Regions from separate parts of the Mus musculus genome. Here region 1 is linked to region 2. The links are chromatin contacts, found by Hi-C or POLR2A ChIA-PET in ENCODE. All regions are on one chromosome and are shown on one strand. Each heading gives the region's core, a stretch centred on a gene start or an enhancer-like site at or near the end of the contact. The rest is flanking DNA. Distances are from core to core; before and after follow the strand shown. Region 1 holds the start of Wdfy2 (WD repeat and FYVE domain containing 2). Region 2 overlaps Wdfy2 (WD repeat and FYVE domain containing 2).

Region 1 (6,717 bases), core at 1,371-3,870, 42 kb before region 2:
ATCTTCATCTCTTCCTCCTCCTTTTATAACTATTTTATAACTAGGATCATCCGCCCATAACTTAGAGGTGGAGAAGACAGGGCTTAAGCAGTTTCAGCAATTTGCTTCAGGGCACCTTGTGAAGTCCTCACGCACCATCTCATTCCTTTGGTGTGAAACACCAATTCCTTTACCTCCACAGCCCTTTGTATCTTTCCTCAGTTGCCACAGATTTGGCCCTTGCTCCTAAATTCCTTCTTGAATTTAGGTTGGTGTACAGCTAGCCATTACTTAACTTCTATTTATGACTGACCCACTACCTCTGTGGGTCTCAGAATGCTGTATGCAGCTGAATTTCTGGGTATTTCATCATTTCATCAGATGACTCCGAGGCCCCAGGTCCCCACCCAGTCTTTTTTTTTGGGGGGGGGGAGGGGGTTCGAGACAGAGTTTCTTTGTGTAGCCCTGTCCTGGAACTCACTCTGTAGACCAGGCTGGTCTTGAACTCAGAAATCCGCCTGCCTCTGCCTCCCAAGTGCTGGGATCAAAGGTGTGTGCCACCACTGCCCGGCCCACCCAGTCTTTTATTACCAGTTTTGCTTGTGGAATGTGCCAGAAAAAAAATACATACTGTTTGTTACTAAAATGGTTTGTGGAGTCTCCTGTGACCCTGGCTTTCTTTGTCTGACAGACACCCTTTCATAATTGGCCATCAAAGACTGAGAAGTTGATCTAAAAGAAGTCATTTTAATCCAGTTATTAAAAATAGCCTTGGGGGCTGGAGAGATGGCTCAGCGGTTAAGAGCACTGACTGCTCTTCTGAAGGTCCTGAGTTCAAATCCCAGAAACCACATGGTGGCTCACAATTATCTGTGGTGAGATCGGATGCCCTCTTCTGGTCTGTCTGAAGATAGCTACAGTGTACTTACATATAATAAGTAAATAAATCTTTAAAAGAAAAAGACGTTTATTTAAAAAAAAATAGCCTTGGTAGTAGGTTATAAAAGATGGTTTAGCAACTAAGATTACTTGTTAGAGGACCTGGGTTTAAATCCAAGCACCCATATTGTAGCTCACAATAGGTTGTAAATACAGTTTCAGGGGGTCCACTTCTTCTGACCTTGCTGGGCTCCCGCACACATGCGGTACACATATTGGCACTCAGGCACACACACACACACACACACACACACACACACACACACACACAAACACAAACACACTATAAAATAAAGAAAAAATAGTTCTCTTGGGCCTGTAGAGATGACTTAGCAGTTAAGAGAACTGGACACTCTTCCAGAACTACATTTGACTCACAGCACCCACTTAGAGCTCACAACTTTCCATAACTCCAGTTCCAGGGATCCAGGCACACACCTGGCGAACAGACATACATGAACGGAAGACAGCCTTCTGACTGCTTTATTCCTTTCTCTCTCAATTCTGTACAAACACTAGTCTGATTATTTCACGTAAGTGGAATCATAAAATAAACGGTCCTCTATGATTAGTTCCTTTCATTTAGCATTTTGCTTTCAAGGTTCGCCTTGCTTTGCTATGCTAATGGAAATCACAGATATCTAGTACCCCACCGTTTCTTTTGGACCTGACAGTAGCAATGTTTATCCTTTGAAGCAATACTACATTCCCCCCCCCCCAAAAGAGACTGTTTTACATCCCCACCTGAATTGTAAAGGAGTTCCAATTTCCCCATAGCCCAGTCAACATTTTATTCTCCTTATTACAGTCATTCTATATTATATTGTGATTGTATTTATTAACTGTCCGTTGTCACTGGAAAAGCAAAAATGTTCAATTGCTAGGGATTGGAAACAAGACTGGACAAAAAGACTTAGGTTCAAGTGTGAGTCCTTTATTCATAATACAAAGAGAAGATTGATACCATGATCTCTAAACTCCCTCAAAGAAGCTTGTATGAGAGTCTCTTCTTCCTCTACCCTCATATCTCACTAAAACCGGTGGCAGTGTGACCCCGAGAGAAGTCTTGCTCAGCAGGGCTTGCTCTTTAGTTCTCCCTCTTAGATACTACACTATTTCTGCCTCTGACTTGGGCAATAACCCACAGAAGGCGCAGAGTTTCGTTTGCCCACATCTCTCCTGGGCTGAGAAGTGGGCGTTACTGCTTTCTAGAACAAGGACGTCGAGGATGGAGGAAACTACAACCCCCAAGAGTCCACGCGGTGCTGGCAAGAGCCGTTTCTCTACGGCCGACAGCACAGCGCCCTCTCCGGTGTGTTATTGTTAAAACTTAGCGGTGAGTCATCTGCGCGCATGCACACTCACGTCCCAACTAGTTTAGCCTCTATCCTTCCTGCAGGCGCTTTTCCGGTGCGGCTGACGTAGGCTTTTCCCCGCCCCCAGAGTCTGGAGAGGGTGGGGCTCTGGGCACGCGCATTCACAGATTTTTTTTTTTATGAGGGAGGGGACAAAGCTTTGGGTGTGGAAGGGAAAGTAAAGGACTGCGGGGCGCATGCGTCCTGACAGCACTGCGGGCCTCGGTTACTTACGGGCGGCGGGGCGGAAGTGGCTCCTGGACTGACGCACGCGCATTGGCTGCTAGTGCCCATCCTCCGGAAGTGGGTTGGCCGCCTTGCGACAGGGCCCCGCCCCGCCCCGCCCCCTGCTCCCCGCCCCCTACTCTCTTAGGTGGCGCCGGCTTGCGGCTAGTGTGGCGGCGGTGTTGGTTTTGGAAGCCAGAGCGGGCACATTCCCTGGACAGGCGGCAGGGCTATGGTCGCTGGCTCCCAAAGGCCCGCTCCGCTTCGCAGCCCGATCCTGAGCGCAAGCCTGAGCGTTCTCTTCAGCCAAGTCCCCCGGCGCGTTCGGCTGCTCCCCGGGCGCGCCCCCTCCGATGGCGGCGGAGATCCAGCCCCAGCCACTGACCCGCAAGCCGATCCTGCTGCAGCGGGTCGAGGGGTCGCAGGAGGTGGTCAACATGGCGGTGATTGTACCTAAAGAAGAGGGTGTCATCAGCGTCTCGGAGGACAGGTACTGACTGCTTGTCCCCGTGCCGCGCGGAGGTCCGGCCCTGGCTTGGTGGGAGGGTAGACCGCACCTACTGGTTCAGTTCCCAGCGCGGTGGCCTTGGCCTCAGCAACTGGTCCCTGGCGGAGTCCGAGTGGCCCTTGGGTTAACAGTGCAGGAGACACCAGACCTGGTCCAGTTTTGGGGATGGGAAGGGCAGAGGGAGAAGCCGCCCAGCTTTGCAGGTGTTTTAGCTTAAAGGACCCTCCATGCACCGGGATGATTTGGAGGCGCTGCTAGTTGGTCCATTGTTTGGTTACCCAAACGAGAAAGGGAACGTATTTTCTTTCTTCTATACGGTTCACCGAATCTGTGTATCTCCAGGACATCTTTCACCGAACCCAAGGACTTATTAAATTGTGAAGAGAGTAACTTTGGGCTTCTGCGTGTGGCGCCTTCCTTTCCTAAAAGTTTATGTCTTGGAGCTCAAGGGGAAGTGACTGGAAGTTGCAAGGGATCACTTTTGCAGACAACTGCTTGAGTTCCTTCCCTTTGCCTACTTCCTTTCCAAGATTGCTTAATTAGCAGAAGTAGCTCTGGTTCTGCCTTCAGGATTCCCCTTTTGCGCTGTGTTTTTGATTTCCAGAGGAATGCCGCTTGAATATAGGGGATAGGGTAAGATATCTGAAATTACTATTTGGGTAATATCTACAAGCATTTTAAAATCAGTTGTAGCGTGGCAGAGGTATGTAACTGTCTGGGTTCTTAGCTTCAGACAGGCAGTTAGGTTTTCTTATTATAAGTTAGTATCATGCCGAGGTAGAGTTATTCTGTGACTCTTAAAATTGCAAAGATAAAGCAAAAAGTGCTCACTTAAAAAAAAATCGTTTCAGCACCTAATGTAAATTCAAACATTTTTTACTTGATTTGTTTCTTAGGTTCTTGAATATAAAGGAAGAGTGTATTGCATGTGTATATTGCATATCGACCTCTGCATCATTCTTGATATGCATGGCGCCTACTTCATTTCCTATGCAGATCTGTGGGGAAACATTGCGAACATATGCTAATGGCAGTCAGTCCAGGAAGAACTGAAGAAACTGAGTGACGTGGATGTGGGAGCCGTTAGAGATTCATAAAGAAGTCTTATGACAGTGTTTAATTTTTTCCTTTGGTGCAACATGCTTAGACTGCATTAGACTGTTTCTGGGCTTAAAATTTGTCATCAAAGGATTATCTTTCTGGAATATTTTCTATAAAATATATTGAAGGAATATGTTGATAACTTCCCCTTTCCATTACTAGAGATGAGATTGATTCCCGATTTGTAAGCAATTCTTTAGTTCATTAAACTCAATCGGAGGAGGAGGAGAAAGGTTGTCCAGACCTCAGCTCCATGCTATTAGTTTAGAAACGTCTGATTCCCATTTCAATGTATTTTCCTTGAAGGAAACAACTTTAGTGGAGGTAATGTTCCATGTCTAGAGAAGCTAAAGTATATGTGCAGAAAAGTGAAGAGCACGTCTCGGTTCATCGTCGCACAAAGGAAGTGCAGTGCCTAATGATCTCTCACTTCCCTGGTTTGCAGTGTACATAACAGAATTTGTCTTACTGTGGAGTTACCGGGAATCGGGCCCCTGCAGTAATGCTGGGTCCTTGTCTCTGTAAATTTTGTTACTCAGGTTGACAAGTCTCTGCTTCTTCGGGTCAATCAACCATGAATGTAGCTGTTTTAAGGCAGTTTTAGATATGGCTTGCCCTAAAAGAAAGAATTGATCTGTGTTCTTACTTTTCAAAGGCAATGTTAGTGCCGCTTGATATAATGCTAAAGATAGGAAGATGGAGTATTGATTTTCATCAACACTTGCAAAACCATTACCATTAGCTGCTTTGCCAGTTCGTTACTGAACCATGAGGGTCAGCTACAAATAGTGCGCTGTAGCATTTTACTTAGGAAATCCTAGTTCCCTTTCTCCGTTCAGACTCATTGGAGCCTTTATCTGCACCTTTGAGAAAGCTTAATATTTTTGTTTTAAGCAGTGATATACCTATGTTATGTCTGTTTTGTCTTCTGTGAGGCCTCTAGGAAGCGTTGTGTCCTTTACTGACTAAGGAGCTACATAGTACCTGGCACACAGGAGTCCCTCATTACTTGTTTTATCAGTGACTGATGTAGGACCTCCCTCCACCCCATTTCTAAGAATCCAGTACTTAACTATTCTGGATTCATTGATGTTTGCTGAGTGAGTATTTGGATGACTTGTGAAAACCTTATGTAGACAAGTAGACCTTCGTGGGGGAAGTATTGGACTAGGTGGCCTTAGACACGTTCAAACTGAGAATTCAAGCATTGCTTCAGTCATCCCAGCAGACAGTAAAGTTTCTAGTGTGTTCTCATCGTGTGTGTGTGTGTGTGTGTGTGTGTGTGTGTGCGCGCGCACGTGCGCGCGCGTGTGCATTTGTGCGAATGGGTGACAGCGATGTTAATGACCAAGTCTTTTCAAGGTGCTTACATAGTTGAGTAGCAGAAATTTTAGAGTATAGGTTTTGTTTTGTGTATGTGTGTGGTGCTAGGGATGGAACTCTGAAGTCTGGACATGCTAGGTAAGCACTCTCTACCCCTGAGTCACACCCCCTGGCCGAGAATATTATGTAATAAAACCGTTACATTTAAGATAGAGTGTTGAAAAGAGAACTTTCTGGTGGGGAAGAGTGACTGGGCTCCAGCCCCTGTTGTTCTCCTTTCCTCTGGAGGATTGTTACACTTGCCGTACGTTTTCCTTCCCGGGCTTCTCTCACTAGCAAGCTGGTGGTTCTCAAATCTTCAAGCTAAAGAGTAGGTTTCACGTTCACTGTGGCACAGTTGGGACAACTTGGCACTTTACTTGATATCGAAGGAAGAAACAGAAAATAAGAAAGCTGTCTGCCCTGGTGGAGAACCTGTTCCCACAACTCGCTGACCTTGCAGAGCCTTTGGTTGTAACTAGGTTCCAGTTACAAAGGCTCCACCAAATTGTGGGATCTAAGGTCCCTCGCTTCCCTGCTTCTTTTCAGGCTGCCCTTTCTAGGCTAATGGTTTTCAGTGGTCCTTGTGTAAGAGCTTCATCCAGCTTGGGGAGCTGGCTCAGTGGTTAAGGGCACTTGCTGTTCTTGCAGAGGACCCTGGTTTGATTCTCAGCACCCACATGGTGGCTCTCTACCGCCTATAACTCCTGTTCCAGTGGAGAAATGGATCTGGTGCACATACATATATGCAGGCAAAACACTAATGCATACATACAAAATAAAAATAAATAGCCAGTCAGTGGTGGTGCATGCCTTTAATCCCAGCAGTCGGGAGCCAGAGGCAGGCAAATCTCTGAGTTTTGAGGCCAGCCCAGTCTAGAAGGAGTTTCAGGACAGCCAGGGCTACACAGAGAAACTCTGTCTTGAAAAACCAAACTAAATATTGAAAAAGAGGAGAAAAGTAGGTTGAAAAAAGAGCACCATCACAGACCTATGCGCTCTGTTTTGATCAAGACTTTGTAATTTACAAGGGATGTTTTGTTTAGTAGAATCTTAGGTGAAGAAAGCCCAGGTATGACCCAGCCCTGTCAGATGTTTATCTTTGGTCTAGGTTAGGTTTCTATGGCTGTAATAAAGACCACAACCCAAAGCAGCTTGGGGAAGATCGGGTTTATTTGAAGCATGAAGTCAGGACTAGGACCTAGAGGTAGCACTTAAAGCAGAGGCCATGGGGGAATGCTGCTTACT
Region 2 (7,388 bases), core at 1,824-4,323:
CCAGAAGAGGGTGTTTATACAGTTATATATAGTTGTTGATAAGAATCAAGAGCTCAGATAATCTGGAAGCAATTTTTTGTGAATAAGCTCAAACATATGCAAGACCCAAATATAGTGCCATCATTTGTACCCATTATGTAATGTCATCTGTCTGTTGTTAGTTGCAACTCGGTCACTTTGTGTAGGTTTCTTTTAGCTGGAGAAGTTCTTGGGTGCTTCTATGAAGTTGAGGGTTCCAGTCAGCCCGGCTTTGCTTTTGTTCCTGTGTTGCCTGAGAGCAGTGTAAGATAGGATAGTGGAGACTTTTTCAGATGATGCAATTAGATTTTGCACTGATCGCCTCTTTTTAAAGAAATCTTATCTCCAGACAGGTTTCCTTTGCCAGCAGCTTTTCTCAGGGTGGGGTTTATTGTTACTCACCAGCACACCTCAAGCTCACCCTTGAGACCTCCATTAAGCATCTTGAGCAGACTTTGCCGTTGCTTCTGTATTCAAACCAGTGTGCCATTAAATGGGTTCCGGGGGGCCTTCAGAGTCTAACAGACGCTCTTAGGGCTAAAACTTGGAGGTAAATTATTACAAACCTTTCCATGGCTTGGGTTTGGGATCTGTGGTTGCTTACTCGAGAACACATTGGCAGGGTTGGTTGGTTTGGTTGGTTTTGGTTTTTTGGTGTACACTCCTCCTTTCCTGGTATTGATGGCTTCTGTCAGGTCGTCCTCTGTCACACTGCTTCAACTCACTGAGCTGTCTGTTCTCATAGTTCTCTCTTGGAAGAGACTTTGTGTTTTGTTTTGTGTTGCCTATGTTTTCTTGTTTTTAAAATACGGGTTACTAAACCTGTTATAGTAAGCTTACAGACTAGAACAATTCCTTCTTCCTTCCTGTACCCCAGTTGTTACGACTGTCAAAGGCAGTATTTGGAAATATCCCCTGTCATGATCAACCGAGGTTCAGAAACTCTTTTTGTCCCTTCTTTCTTAGGGCATCATATCTAATTCTTCCAGCCCATGTTTCAGTTGAATTTAATGCTGCCCTGCTCTGCAGTGACCAAGTGGGTTCTGCTATCCACTCTCAGCCAGGATGGCTTTGGGCCCCTGGACTTGCTGTTGTATTCTGAATGCTATGTTATTGGCAACTCTCTGAAGATAGCAATTCTAGGAAGGTAGTTATTCCACTGAGTTGTATTTAGTTAGGTTTTTTAAAGACAGGATCTCTCTAGCTGGCCTGCAGTTTTGTACATAGATCAAGCTGGCTGTGGACTTACAGTGATCCTCCTGCCTCTACTTCCTGAGTGCAGGGATTACAGCTGTATGCCATTTACTTATTTGTTTTTATTTTTTACCACACATACCCACCTGCAGTTTTAAGTGTATGTTTTAGGTGACTTTACATAGATAACCAGCATTGTAAAGGCAGCAGCACCATTTCCTTCCGGAACATTTTCATCATCAGAAAGAACCTGAGAGCAGTTGGCTCCACGTGCAGATCTGGGGCACTGACAGCCAGGACACTCTGAGTCGATTTTCTTGCTGCGCAGTGTTCCATGAAGCTCCTCTGGAGCCTTCATTCCATGCCTGCCACTGTCCCAGGTAACAGGAATATACTGGCATGATAAAACAGACCATTCTCCTGACTGGGTGGAACCAGGGACAATATTTAAATATAGACCTTTCCTCCCTTCATGATGTCAGAGCTTTCCCTCTGGGCGGTGCTGATAAGCACAAGTGGCTCTCTTAGGGCCAAGGTTTCCACTCTTTCTTTTGCTGTGAGGGTTCCTGAGAGGACAGATGACACGGCTAATATCCAGGACTCTGCCGGCCTCTGATCCCTGTCACAGCACTCCTGCTCCTCACTGTATCAAAATACGTTTATTTCCTCTTTATTTTTTGTTTTTCTTTTCCTTTTATATATTCACTTAACCTTTTGAAAGCAAGTTCCCTGTGTTAAATACTGTATGTGGTAAAAATATCAGTATTATAACATGTAAATCCAGACATATATTTAAGAATTAAATATAAAAATACTCAAGAAAAATTTGCAGAGTTGTCAGAGGGCTCCTTGTCTGCCAGGTGGACAGCCTTGCTGATCAGTGCTGGCAGCTGATACCATGTCCTCACGGAGACTTGTGCAAGGTGCAGGGTGATCCTGGAGCTTCACTTTGCCTGAGGAGCCCCAAAGGCCTCAAATGGGGGTTCTTCAAAGAGAAGTAATATGCAGAAACACCACAAGTAGGAGGGTGTCCCAGAAGCCAGAAGCCCAAAGCAGTGAGGGTCACACCCACCACTAAAGTCAGATCACAGCTTGAAGGAACAGACCACATAAAGGCTAGATCACAGCACAGGGGCAGTTTGTAGACGTGGCTACTGCTTACTACCACGGCTACTCAGTAAAGCCCACGAGGCTTCCTCCAGGGCCCTGACTGACATCCAGGACTCTGGCCAGAGAACCTGCTTCTGTGTTCTAGTACTTGCTCACATTAAAACAGCACACAGTAGAAACAGGAAAAAAAAATCTACTTACGATATTGCCCAAAAACTGGAGCTAGAAAAAGTCTTAGCCTGTATCTACTTGTCCACAGCACCATTCCAGTTTACAGTCAGGGTGGCAGGGAAACTCAGCAGCACTGGGCATGCTCACAGTGACCCAGTTAGCAGAGCTGGACCAAGGGTTTATTCCTACTCCCATCATGGCACTTCCTGTAGGAACCCTAAACCTCATTGCATGAGTGCGGTTGTCTTCCTCGTGTGTGCACTTGTCATATGGGTCCCCTTATCTTCATTTTTAGGGTCTGTTTTATCCATTTAAAAGTACTTTCAAAGCTGACAACCATGCCACTTGCATGTGTTTTTTTGTAACCAACGTAAACTGTTAAGCTTCTCCCAGAACCTTTTTACTTTGGAGGAAGAGAGACATGCCTCAGGTGGTTAAAATGCCCAGGGGAGGTGGCTGTCATGTGTACACCTCCCTGGCTCCTGTGTGACTTCAAAGGCTGATAATGTTTGCTGAGCAGTAAGTAATTCCACTCAAGCCGGGGATGCCTGCTGGGCTGTAGCGCACTACATGTTTTCTTCAGCCACCAACAGATGGGGCCCGTGAGAGAGAGTTGCTGCATCTGAGAACATTCCGGTGTCTGTGAGTCAGCAAAGCTGTGTGTGAATCTTTTATAGTAAGCTTCTTGATTAGAAGCATTGAACTGTGTGGAAGAAGGGACCAGGGACTGAGTGGCACCAACTTGAACTGCCTTTATGCTCTGGAAGCTTCTGGGCACCAAAAATATATTGGGCATTGATGAAGATCGGATTTAGTTTATTTGCTGTGTGAGCTGAATGTGCCCTTAGGAATGGCATGGTGGTCAGAAATCTACTAAGCAAAGAGAGAGCTTTCTTCTTTAATCTTTCACCTACACTTTCTCAGAATCTCTGTAGTTGTCCTTTTCATTTGAAACATTTTGTATCCCTTAAACAAATTACTATAAAAACTACCAGAAGGCATTGCCTGACATCCCATTGCTTAAACTTTCCCTACTAGCAGATTGCTAGGGGGAGGTTCCTGGCCCGAGTATTGCTGCTGCAGTGACTAATCTATTGGAGAGGCATTCCCTAGAAATCCAGATCTACCACACACAATGGAATTTGTTCTCTACCCCTCACCCCAAGTTACTTCAGTGATACAAAAACAATTGTCCTCAGGGAAATGAGGCTCGTTGCCATGGTAACTAATGAAGGTTGCTTCATTCTCAGGCACATTTTTTAAAGCCTAGATTTCAACATGGATAGACCATTTTTTTCCAGTAGCTTAGCAACCTGTGGTACAATGTTTGTTGACACCCTTAGCCCTCCTTTTTCCTCCTCAGGAAAAAAAAAAAAGAGCTCTGAAGATAGTATTTCATTGTGTGGTTACTGTGAATTTGGCGTAGTTCTTAAGCATGTTGTTGACAGTGCCCTGACTTTCTAGATCTCAAATCAGGGCACATTCTGTGTGCTCTTCAGTGACCTACCCTGTGGTTTTCTTCCATACCCCTTGGCTAGGTGAACAGTTGATGCTATTCAGGGGGCCGCACAGCAGCCTTCTCTTTCTTACTTACTGATCTCAGCACTGTTCAGCCCAGCTCACACCTCACAATGAATACCAGGTAGGTGGACAGCCCAGATTGAACTGTCCAAGGTAAACACTGCCTTCCATAGAAATATCACTTACTAGTGAAAAGCGCCACTGCTCACAGATACCCACAGCCAGCCAGCATCCAGGGCTGATGAAACACTTCCCAACTGCTAAAAACCAACACCATCCTTGTGGTTTCAGACCCTTGGCTTGCTCTCTCCCTACCCCTCTTCCTCACCCTCTTGCTCTGTTAGATTGGGATTGATCAAGGCAACATGGAAATAAAAGGAAGAGTAAACCAACCTCAGCAGAACAGATGAAGAGCGCCGGTCTCTCCGTGGTAGTGGGGTCTATGGCTCAGGTACAGGGGCTTGCGGCTTTATAGGACAGAAGGGGGAACTTTTGCGGGGGAAGTTTTATCAGTGGATGTGTCCCTTATAGGTCCAAGGCTAAATGGGTTCAGCAGATGTCCTGGATGTTGGCTGTCTTCTCAGGCAGGTGCTCCTATCCCTGTGTGGAGTCCTTCTCTGCTGTCTCAAGTTCCTTGTTTTAGTTATTAACCCTTCACTGGGGATCTGGAGAGGGATTGTACAAGTTAGACAGTGTTCTGCCACTCAGCAAAACCCCCAGTTATTTTACCCCCCCCTTTTTTTGCCTGGTGTAAGTTGAAGTTTCTGGAGGTAGTAGGGGGGTGGCGAGAAAGCAGGGTTTGTGTTAGTGCTTGAATCACTGATAAATTTTTGTGACTGTGGATGGTTAGAATATTGCAGATCCAGAGCCAGTTATCTGGGGACGGCTTTTAAGTCTCTTTGAAAGTTTTTTACTGCCCACTTCTGTGTCTGGCCTGATAACCTTTGAACTAGCTCTTAAACCTTTGACACATACTATTTTTTTTAATGTTTTCACTAGCATATACTAATTATACATAATAGACATCATTGTATCATTTTCATACATATTCATAATTATTTTGCCATCTCTTGTCATTGTCTACCCCTTTCCTCTTTAAGCATCTTCTTAGCAGAGCACTAGCTTCCTCCAGTAAGCTAAGGATGTCATCAGTTTGTGGTTCCCACCAGTGAATTGTGTTTGGCCTGGCTTATGGCTTTGTTTTGCTCAGTAACTAAAAAAGCTCAAGTATTTACTGACAGTGTAGAACATGCTATTTGGTATAGCCCAAATTCCTGTTCACAGATTGTGGCCTCTCATGATTGGCTCAGAATAAATTACCCCTTATTCCTTTGAGGAGACAGCAGACCAGTTGCTGTAGGGTAACCAGGACTTTCCCTGGCTTCCCACAAACAAACAAACAATTGAGTTTTGTTTTTTTTTTTTTTTTCCTCTGGATCCTTATTCTAAGTAGCCTCTCCAGCCCTCTGGGCCCTTCTGGCTGGTCTTTTACACATTGCTGCTGCTCACTAGGACGCCCCCCTCCCGGGCTGTCCATTTGCTCCCCTATCAGGAGCACACTCCCATTCCCTCTCCACTTTGTCTGCCTAAGTTGGGACTCTGTACTCAGCATGCTGCCATAGTCTTTAGGCCTTACCTCACTTACTGTAGTCCTGTCACCTGCTGGGCAATCCCCAGGCATCCCTGGGCATCCGTGCAGCTCCTCCCCTCCTGTGTTCAACAGGGATGCTGTCTCCTTCCCCAGCACACTGACCTCTACTGGCTTAAACCTGCCTCGGAGGTCTTCTTTGCTTCTCTTCCTTCATCCCCTACACCACCCTCCTCCCAAAGCTCATTTATTTTATGTGTATGGGTATTTCATCTGCCAGAAGAGGGTGTCAGAGTCCCTGGAACAGAGTTACAAATGACTGTGAGCCATCATCATGGGGATGCTGAGAGTTGAACCTGAGTCCTATGCAAGAATCCCTGTTAAAAAAATAAAGATAGGGCCTTTGGGTTTTGTTTTTTTGTTTGTTTGGTCAAAAAAAAAAAAAAAAATCCAAAAAACAAAGCCACTTTCCCCGGGTAGATGAAGCTCACAGAAAACTCAACAGAGATCCTTCTGTTTCTGCCTCTGAGCTGAGATGAAAGGCATCAGTGACCATGGCTGGCCCTCCCTATCCTTTTCCTTTTCTTCCCTTCCCTGCCCTTTCATATCTTGATGCTGGGCAACAGCCCTTGGCTTTGCACATTGCTCATGCAAGCACAGGGATCTATATCCCTGACCGTAGTTGATAGTCTTCTGAAAAATGTTCTCAAGGAAAAAGGTTTGCACTTACTGTTAAAAACTTTCTGTATTGTTTTTAAAAATATGATTTCCAGAAAAATTAAATCCTGTGTTAGGTTTATTTTGCTTTTTTTTCTGGTGCCATTAAATAAATCATTAGGTTATTGGCTAGTGTGTCTAACACAGATATTGAATGCCATAATTTCCCATCTGAACTTTGACTTCACTTCCTAGGTTTTGCTATGCTTGCTTTCAATTCAGCTTATCTTACAGTGTTTTCTAATTTTCCTAACAGTTCCCCACCACCACATTGTAACTTTTTTCCACCATTCCTTGTGTTGCTGATTTTAGCTTCATTCCATGGTGGATAGACAGATGCATGTCAGATGTGTGTCCTGCCATTGAGGTATGGTGTGCCTGTAGATCACACTGATTGATTGTGTAACTTGGGCCTATAACTTTCTCTTTGATCCTGTCTAGTTGCTTTATCTGTAGTTGAAAGTTCTATAGGGATGCATTGTATTAGCTTGTGCTTGTCTTAATTTTTCCATCATTTATGGGAGAGGTTTGGAAAATACAGGTTTTAAGTTTATTTTTTTTGTAAATTTTTTTCGGGTTTTGTAAAATATGGTTTTGTACAATATTTGCCTCCTTTCCCTACCTCTTCCCAGATCCATTTCATTTTGTCTACCCACTTTGTGACCTCCACATCTTTTAAGCAAAACAAACAAAACCCCTTTTAAGACCAATTTGTGTTGCTCAAATATTCTTACATATGTGGTCTTCCACAGTGCTGGTCAGGTCTCCGAGGCAGCCTTTTGTTGTTTGTTTTGTTTTTGTGGGTTGTTCTTTCAGTTTCAGCTTCTCTGTTGGATTCAGTCTCCTAGCTTCAGGCTTCTTCTGTTGTCTGCTCAGTCCTCCTGGCATCTCTCTGATTGCTTTTGTTTCTCTAGTGGTTTTGTTTCAGTTACTGTGTTCTGCAATATTTCAACCCAATTTCCTTATATAATCTCCATTAGAAGGACTATTCCTGCTCCATTCTGACATTCTCATTCTAGTATTAAGCATATTCCAGACAGTCTACAGTAAGACCAACATTACACCTCTT

The links. Hi-C counts contacts between places; a loop is a spot of excess contacts on that map. ChIA-PET counts read pairs that join two places held with the same protein, here RNA polymerase II (POLR2A).
Region 1: a loop to region 2 is called in a map of left cerebral cortex, with 5 times the contacts of the local background. The contact joins the promoter of Wdfy2 here to the enhancer-like site in region 2. A Hi-C loop is called at or near these places in 15 of 37 maps with a recorded cell type or tissue (T-helper 17 cell, T-helper 2 cell, adrenal gland and 3 more). POLR2A ChIA-PET finds 5 or more read pairs at or near these places in 2 of 5 experiments (Patski and embryonic stem cell).

What each region holds. Positions count from the first base shown.
Region 1 is chr14:62,835,070-62,841,786 of GRCm38, forward strand. Wdfy2 (WD repeat and FYVE domain containing 2) reads left to right here and starts at 2,621. Exons shown (of 12, transcript NM_175546.4): 1 at 2,621-2,988. The coding sequence starts at 2,852. It overlaps Gm26536 (predicted gene, 26536), which reads right to left and starts at 3,462. Exons shown (of 2, transcript NR_168886.1): 1 at 3,056-3,462; 2 at 1,832-2,951. Mir8098 (microRNA 8098) reads left to right here and starts at 2,652; the gene lies at 2,652-2,788.
Region 2 is chr14:62,876,590-62,883,977 of GRCm38, forward strand. The region is part of intron 1 of Wdfy2 (WD repeat and FYVE domain containing 2); the gene reads left to right. Among named protein-coding and RNA genes, the nearest start is that of Mir6541, 15 kb to the left of the region's middle. Within about 2 kb of position 3,074, at least 3 of the 3 ENCODE cell types and tissues checked have a DNase peak (open chromatin) inside an H3K27ac peak, as active enhancers do; they include gastrocnemius, heart and left cerebral cortex, where a contact is called at or near this core.